Linked DNA regions of Homo sapiens: region 2 is linked to region 1. Evidence: chromatin contacts called from ENCODE Hi-C or POLR2A ChIA-PET data. All regions are on one chromosome and are shown on one strand. The core of a region is the stretch at or near the end of the contact, and the rest is flanking DNA. Distances in the headings are between cores, read along the strand shown.

Region 1 (4,232 bases), core at 1,596-4,095:
CACATTAAATGCTCTGCCATGTAGCTACCTGGGTCCAGGACCTGGCTGGGGGCTCCAGATAGAGGGGGTGCATAGAGAAGACTGGTGGGGTGGGAGGTGTGGTCAGAGCTTGGAGTCTTGGCTCATTTGGTTTTAAAGTCTCTTCTATGCCATCCCAGGGGAGGAGGATGAATCTGGGTATCCAGGGCTAAGTGCGAGCCTGCAGTGCCAGGATGCTGAGTAGTTTGGGGCAGCAGAGGAGAGGGAAGGAGGGAGAGTGAAACAATAATTCTTGGTAGTAACACAGTCATTCGTTAAGCATTTACTCAGTGCTGGACGTGGAGCTAAGTACATCCCAGCCCTCAGCTCTTTTAAAAAGCTTCAGCAGCCAGGTGCAGTGGCTCATGCCTGTAATCCCACACTTTGGGAGGCCAAGGCAGGTGGATTGCTTCAGCTCAGAAGTTGGAGACCAGCCTGGGCAACACAGTGAGACCCTGTTTCTACAAAAGTACAAAAATTAGCTGGGCATGGTGGCGCACACCTGGAGCCCCAGGTACTCAGGAGGCTTAGACAGGAGAATTGCTTGGGCCAGGGAGGCAGAGGTTGCAGTGAGCCAAGATCACACCAGTGCACTCCAGCCTGGGTCTCAGAGTAAGATCCTATCTCAAGGAAAAAAAAAAAAAAAGGGTTTGACAACTTGCAAGATAGGGACTATTATCCATCACATTTCAAAGATAAGATAACAGAGGCTCAGAAAGTGGAAGTGACTTGCCCAAGGCCATGCAGCTTGGAAGTAGCAGATCTGGGATTTATCAGTCCTGACCCAGGCCTCTTGGGGAACTAGCTTCTCAAACTCTGCCTTGGACACAAATGTTAGGGCTTTAGGGGAAGATTCCTAACTTCTCTGGGACAAGCCCTCTTTGAGGATACATGATGAAAACCATGTATACTCTGCCGTCTGACTTACACAGTTCCAGAGAGTCACAATTTCACAAGTTCTCTGAAATTCATCCACAGACACACGGGGACTCACAGATTCCCTTCTAGGAAGCCCTCCCCCAGGATCACTGTGCAAGGTGCCCCCGGGCTCCCCGATCCCCGACCTGGTCACAGGCTGGCCCCTCCATTGAGCAGCAGACAGGAGGCTCTGTAGCCCCTTGGCCTCACCTGGGTGGGCTTATCCACCATCTTCTTCAGTTTTTGGACTATCGTCAGACAGGTCCTGTAGTCACGGCCCAGCTCCTGTGTTTTGGTCAACAGGTCACCCTGTCAGGAAAGAAAGCCCTTATGATGGTCTCTCAGACACTCTGGGAGCGCGTGAAAGTGCCCAGGAAAGGGGCCCTTTGTGTTTCTGAGGCCGGCAGGAATGTCCGTGATCTCTTCCCAGAGCGTGGATACACTGAAGGCCTGAACTGGCTGCCTGGCCCCTGCCCACCCTTTTGCTTGTCTTAGAGGCTCTGAGACACCCCAGAAACAGCCTCCCACACCCCCAGTACTTTCCCAGCCCTGCACTTGCCCCTCTCCTATTGAGGAACTCCCAGGGGAGTCTGCCTATTTGGGTTCTGCAGCCCCAGGCTCCTTGGAGGGTGAGACCCCAGAGGATCCTCCTGGAGGAGTCTGCCAGATACCTGTAGCCCTCCTGGCCAGACATGAATTCAACAAAACCAGCATCGTCAGAAACAGCCCAGCCTCCACTCCCACCTCCTGACCATTAGAGAGCTCCAGACCTCACCCCAGGAGCCACCAGGGAGGAGGGAAAGGAGAGGGACTGTGGCAGGTGAGCAGAGAGCCAACACGTACCTGGGGGCCCTCCTGGGCCAGGCACGGGCAGGATTTCTCCTCATCACGCAGGTGGGCTCTTGCCAGGTCGTAGTACTCAGGGCTCAGACGAGAGAAGACCAGACCTGAGGAAGACCAGACTTCAGCTTCCCCTCCGCAGGCGGAAGGAGAGGGAAAGCCCGTTCTCCTGGCTGGTGGGAGTCCAGGAGGTGACCAGGGCCTAGGACAGGAGCTGGGCCTTGCAGGGGGCCAGGATACCTGTCCACATGCTTTGCCCTGGAGCCGCTCTGACCCACTCTCAGCACAAACACGTGTTCTCACGTTCCTTCTAGAAAGCCAGGAGGGCGAGACTCTCTCTTCTCCTCTGTTCCCCCAGCAACACAGATTTGGGGGTCGGTTTGTCTAGAAACTTCCCTCAATCTCCTTTCAAGGGATTTTCTTTTTTTACCTTCCATCCAGATGGCCCAGCCAAATCCACTCTCCCTTCCAGAAGTGTTCTTGCCCTTGGGGCTCACACTGACCTCAAGGCCTGGGAGAGAGCAGGGTGCAGGGGGCAGGAAGTCTGCCTTGAACACAGAAGAGATCTTGTTCTCTCACCAGCCCCGCACAATCCTAGACAGTGTAGGCCCGAGGAAACGCAGATCCACCGATGAGGGCCAATGGCCTTCACCACGCAGATGCGGAGGCAGGGGCTTGGGAGGGAAAGGGGGGTCTCAGGCCACACAGTGTGGCCAGTAGAGTTAGGACCAGAATCCCTGGCCTGTCTCTCCTCCTTGGCCAGGCCAGTGACAGGCTGGGCAGCACACTGGACTAAGCCTGGCTCTGAGGGGAGGCCAGGCCTCCATGACGGGGGAGAAGGCCGGGGGGAGGCAGGGGCACCTGGGTGCCCACAGAGTCCAAGCTCCAGGTTCAGCCAGCCTGAGAGTGCGAGGCTGGGTGGGCCATCAGGATCGATCCCGAGGGGAAGGCCTTACCTGGGTTGCCCAGGAGCATGGCTGCAAGGAGCAGGAGGGCCCAGGTAGCCATGGTGGGGCAGCCGCTGAGATGCCTTTCACACCCTGTTTTATGGGCAGGGAGCCTGCAGCTTAATCTTTCTCAGGTCCTGCCCTTTTTGTATGTCATCTCCCCCGTGTCACTGGGTTTACCACAGATACAAATACCAGTGTGTGAAGAAGCAGCTCAGGGCAGTGGTAGCCCACAGGGTCCATGCCACACCCCACTCCCACACAACTAGAATGTGGGGTTGCTGGAGGCCAGCAGCTGCCAGGATGCCTGGGATGTGCCGATGGAGGGAGAAACCCCTTAGTACAAGTACGTTCCAGATATTGCATGGGACATACTTATACTAAAAGTATAAGTGAGTCATCTCACTTGACCCAAAAACTATTTTTAAACAGCTTTTTAATTTAACAATATACCACGAACATCTTTCCACATTTGTAAATGTAGATCTTCTTCATCATTTCCCCTGGTTGCCTAATGGTTCCCTTTACACATGAACCATAGCTGGGGTCCTGTAACTCTGGGACTCGTGTCCCCTGTGGTACTTCGGCTTGAAGAGCAGAGGCTGGGAAGCCTCTCCAAGGGCTCACCCAGTAGTCAAGTTGAGTGATGTGAGGGCCTTCTTCAGACAGGGTGCCTCAGCATCTCAAAAAGGCAGCTGTAGCTCCTCCAGGCTACAAGGCCTGTTCACGTGGAAAATGGAAAGAGTGAAGCTGAAAGAGGTGGTACCTGTATAGGAAAAACATCTTTCCCAGGGACCCTCAGCCTCCATCTCATTGATCTGAACTGTGTCACATGATGACCCTGGCTGCAAAGGGCAATAGGAAGGGAGTCTTTTGCTGGACCTTCACTGACACTTTGCTTTTTGTTGTTGTTGTTTGTTTTTGTTTTGTTTTTCTTTTTTGAGACAGAGTTTCACTCTTGTCACCCAAGCTGAAGTGCAGTGGTGTGATCTTGGCTGATTGCAACCTCCACCTCCGGGTTCAAGTGATTCTCCTGTCTCAGCCTCCTGAGTAGCTGGGATTACAGGTGCACGCCACCATGCCCTGCTAATTTGTGTGTTTTTAGTAGAGACAGGGTTTCACCATGTTGGCCAGGCTGGTCTTGAACTCCTGACCTCAGGTGATCCGCCTGCCTCGGCCTCCCAAAGTGTTAGGATTACAGGCATCAGCCACCGCACCTGGCCTTCATTGACACTTCGAACAAAATTGATATCCTGCTAGGGAGGATGAGGGAATGGGAATCGTATAGGCAATGGCAGTGTCAGCTACCGCAGGACTTTTTTTTTTTTTTTCTGATACAAGTTCTTGCTCTGTACCTCAGGCTAGAGTGCAGTGGTGCAATCACAGATCACTGCAGCCTCAACCGCCCAGGCTCCAACAATCCCCCCACCTCAGCCTCCCAAGTAGATGAGACCACAGGTGCTTGCCACTACCACCCCTGCTGATTTTAAAATTTTTGGTAGAGATGGG
Region 2 (4,355 bases), core at 1,220-3,719, 100 kb before region 1:
AAGCTATGCTCTATATAAGAGATGGGAGCCAGTGCAGGTTGAAAAGACCCCAGGTGCCTCCCCCACCCCCAGGGCACAGATAGGTAGGAGCAGCCAACTGGATTGCAGCCCCAACATAGCCACGAGGGCTGCCAGGGAGCCTGTTGCTGCCCCAGCAAGAGAGTTGGCTGCCAGGTATGACTGCGCTGTCCCCTGCTCAGGCAAGGACGGTGACTGGGTTTAATGTCGCCTGCCAGCTCTGATCTGTGACAGTAGCTCTCTGGACTATGGGGCTGAGAAAGATTCTAAGACCAAGCTGGAGCTTAGGAGGAACTGCTGAAGTGATTAATTAGTGATGTCTGCCAAGCCACAAAAGGAGGGTATTTTAGCCCAAGTGCTACCATTCCAGCAGGCACTCTTTTTCCACTAGGGGTTCACCCTCACCTCTTCTTCCCCCACTTGTCTGCCTTCCATCGTAAGGAAAACTTCCATTGTAAGGAATATTACCCACAATCCTATGTTTTCATTCTGGCCATTCACTGCTAGGGTTTTCTGCATACAGAGAGCCTTTTTATGTCATTCTCATCAGAAAGTACATCCTAACTGTAAATGCTTTTCCACTTGGTATTACAGTACAAGGGTTTTCCTATGATTGTTTTTTAATATCCTTTTTAAAAAAGTAACACAAGATCGTTGTAGAAAGTACAGAGTACCAGCAATGAAAAAAAACCTTAAAACCTTTCATTCTAAAACCCATAGAGGACCCCAGAGCCTGCCAGGCAGTAGCGGACCAGGAGGATCCTCATACTAAGCGATAGCGCTGGGAATGGCCATAAGTATCACAATTACCTGGGATGCTTTAAAAAAAAAATGCAGATTCCGTCTTACACACATGTTAGAAAACGTCAGTCCTCCCCCACCCACCTCCCCTGTAAAAACAAAAATAGGCAAAGACTATAATAAACAAGACAATTCACAGAAACAGAAATTCAAGTGGTCAATAAATATGAACAATGTTCTTCTCTATTAGGCAGGAAAATGAAAATTAAAGCAATGAGATGCCTTCCCTGCTTCCCCAGAAGACTGGCAAGAACTCAAGTGTGATAACGTCCAGCACAGGCAGAGAAATGGGCATGAATTGCTTCAACCTCTTGGGAAAGTAATCTAGAGTTGTTTATTAAAATTAAAAATACTCTATACATACACTGGACAGAATAACCACACTTCCATGATCTAGTCTACAGAAGTCAAACCACCAGGACATAAAGATACATGTACAAGTACATTTAATGAAGCATTCATCCATTTGTGCAACAAATATTTGTTCATCAGCTACTGGAGACTGAGGACAGCATTCCTAGTTCCAAAAAGCCCCAAGGGGGCACTGTTTAGACACTAGGGATGCAGTGGTCAGCAAAACAAAAACCCCCGCTCTCATGAACTTTACGGTCTAGAGGGAGGTGATAGTGTTTTCAAACTGACATAGCGTGGCAGAGAGTGATGAGTACTATGGAGAAAATAAAGCAGGGGAGAGAGTGCTAGGGGAAGTAGGGGAGTATTGCGATTTAAAATAGAGCCATTGGCTGGGCGCGGTGGCTCACACCTGTAATCCCAGCAATTTGGGAGGCCGAAGTGGGCAGATCGCTTGAGGTCAGGAGTTCGAGACCAGCCTGGCCAACATGGTGGAACCCCGTCTTTACTAAAAATACAAAAATTAGCCAGATGTGATGGCACACACCTGTAATCCCAGCTACTCAGACGCTGAGGCAGAAGAATCGCTTGAACCTGGGAGGCAGAGTTTGCAGTGATCCAAGATCTCGCCAGTGCACTCCAGCCTGGGCGACAGAGTGAGATTCTGTCTCAAAAAACAAACAAACAAACAAACAAATAAATAAGATCGAGCCATCACGGAAGGGCTTGCTAAGGAGGTGCTATTCAACCAGAGGACTGAAGATAATGAGGGAACGAGCCAAACGGATACTGGGGAAAGAGCATTCCAGGCAGGGGGAACAGCCGATGCGAAGGCCTAATGCAAAGAGTGGCTGGGTTTGGTGTGTCAACCACACAGACGACAGCAGTGAAGGTGAGGTCAGGGAGGTGCCAGGGCAGGTGGTGCGGGGCCTTGAAGGCAAGGATTCAGCTTCGCTCTGGGTGATGCAGATAGGAATATCTATTGTGATAGACAGAGCGATATCTATTCCTATTCGTCTCTGGGATACAGACAGGAATTGGAAGTCAGCAGCCTATGAAGGGCGTGGCCCTGAGTGAGTGGGGAGTCCCGAGGACTGAGCCCTGGGGTGTGACAACAGGCAAAGGGGGCCTGGAAGGAGCAGCCGGAGAAGCAGGAGCCAAACCAAGGAGACGGAGCTGCAGAGCCAGTGAAGACAACATCTCAGCAGGGGAACGGGCTGCGCCGATGCCTGATACGTCCAGTCCAATGAGGCCTAATGCTCGACCTGTGGAGTCAGCACCATGGACACCCTGAAGAGACCAGCTCAGGGGAAGGATGTGGATCTCTGCTGGTGGGCACTTGAATAAGCCCCTCAGGGAGGAGAGTGGGAAGGACCTCCGAGAGCAGAGAAGGCAGCTGACAGGCCCGGGGCAGCAGCTGCAGAGGGGCAGCTGTGTTTCTCCAGAGAACAATGGGGTACCCTGTGTCCTCGAGCTCCAAGGCGGGCGCCTCTCTCCCAGGGCCAGGAGGAAAGCGGATCCCTGCGTTAATTAAGTCTCATCAGCAGCAAGGCAGTGCTTGCCAAAGTCCTGCCTCTGAGGAAGCACTGGGCAGCAGGGACAGGCGCTGGCTCCTTGGGAAAGTGCTCAGGCCTGGGAGGAAATGAGCCCTGCCTAAGGTCCCAGCCAAAGGAAGGCCACAGCCCTGGGAGGGGCCCAGAGGACCTGGGCAAGGACAGGCCGACCGGGGCCAGTGCTGAGGGGGAAGGCAGACGGAATGAAATGCCTCTGCCTGCCTGTGGTGGATGATGGCCAGTGGGGCAGGGCTGGCTCTAAACGCTGGGTTTAGAGTAGAAATTCCTTAGATATTTAACTCAGTCTGGTGTTGAATGAGCAGATATTATCCTCTCCGTCTCTGGGATACAGACAGGAATTGGAAGTCAGCAGCCTGAGTGGGGAGTCCCGAGGACTGAGCCCCGGAGTGTGACAACAGGCCAAGGGGGCCTGGAAGGAGCAGCCAAAGAAGCAGGAGCCAAACCAGGGAGACGGAGGCGCAGAGCCAGTGAAGACAGCATCTCAGCAGGGGAACAGGCTGCGTCCATTAAGTACCTGGAAGAGGCTTTAGTCACCATCTCTTCCAACCACTTTTTACAAAGAGAAACTGAGGCTCAGGGAGGGGAGCGACTTGCCCTAGGTCACACAGCCAGTGAGTGGCAGGGCCAAGAAACAGCACTAGGGTCCTTGGCACCCTGTGACCACCCACGGGCCAGACAGTGCCCAGCAGATGTTGCTGCCACTGGAATCCACGCACTGAGGAAAGCAGCTGAGGCAGAATGGGCCAGGATAAAGCGGGGAGAGCCGAGAGAGGGCTGGCTCTGAGAGGGGTGGCCTCTGTGAGGAGGAAAGGGGGTCCTGAGGAGAGGCCCGGCTCAGTGGGAGACAGAGACAAAGCTCTGCAGGGAGGCAGGCCTCAAGGCAGGCTCAGGACCTGGGGCTGGGGGCTGCAGATGGGCCCTGGGAGGAATGAACCCTGCCACCTTGTCGTGTGCGCGAGACATTCACTTCAGTCTCTCCAGATGGCTTTGGGCTGGAGAAGCGCAGTACTTCTCGGGGTTCCCCTCACTGTGTGTTCCGTCTGGCTCCAGCTCCTTAGCCATTTTGTGCCGAGAGCATTCATCCTACTTCATACTTCCCTCCCACACCTGACTCTACTGGGCTCTGCAGGATAACCCCAGGGCCGGGCTGGGCTGCATTGGGGTGGGCAGGACCCTGCAGCCACTCGCCAGGGCAGAGAATCGCGAAAAACTTTTCTAGCCCAGGCCAGCAGCGCTGCATCAACGCAGGTCCTGAGGGCCGTTCTGCCCTGGGGAGATGACCACACTCTCTGCCTTCCAGGAGTGCACGACGGAGCCAGGAAGACAGATGGAGGTGCAAGGAACCAGGCCACGGGGGAGAGAGGACATGTCCTGGGAGGCCCAGGCACAGGGAGGTCTGGTCCAAGGTCAAAGCAGCTTTAGTTGAGCAGCAAGTTTGAGGTCTGGGGAGGGGAGCTTTATCCAGATTTGAAGGGTGAATCCCCATTTATTTGTAATTCCTCTAGAGATGGTGTGTTGTTTTGTTTAACAACTCTGGAAGGTCTTTGCTCTTTCAAATAATTCTCTGGCTCAAAAGAAAATCTCTCAGGAGGGGAAATACAGCTGTTTCAG

What was found. Hi-C counts contacts between places; a loop is a spot of excess contacts on that map. ChIA-PET counts read pairs that join two places held with the same protein, here RNA polymerase II (POLR2A).
Region 2: POLR2A ChIA-PET joins it to region 1 with 11 read pairs in activated CD4-positive, alpha-beta T cell. The contact joins the enhancer-like site here to the promoter of GNLY in region 1. A Hi-C loop is called at or near these places in 2 of 168 maps with a recorded cell type or tissue (astrocyte of the cerebellum and transverse colon). POLR2A ChIA-PET finds 5 or more read pairs at or near these places in 2 of 52 experiments (AG04450 and activated CD4-positive, alpha-beta T cell).

The regions. Positions count from the first base shown.
Region 1 is chr2:85,692,971-85,697,202 of GRCh38, reverse strand. It overlaps GNLY (granulysin), which reads right to left and starts at 2,845. Exons shown (of 5, transcript NM_006433.5): 1 at 2,733-2,845; 2 at 1,780-1,883; 3 at 1,147-1,245. The coding sequence starts at 2,784.
Region 2 is chr2:85,795,170-85,799,524 of GRCh38, reverse strand. No RefSeq gene overlaps it. Among named protein-coding and RNA genes, the nearest start is that of MIR6071, 14 kb to the right of the region's middle. RefSeq lists an enhancer at 2,090-2,833. Within about 2 kb of position 2,469, at least 14 of the 41 ENCODE cell types and tissues checked have a DNase peak (open chromatin) inside an H3K27ac peak, as active enhancers do.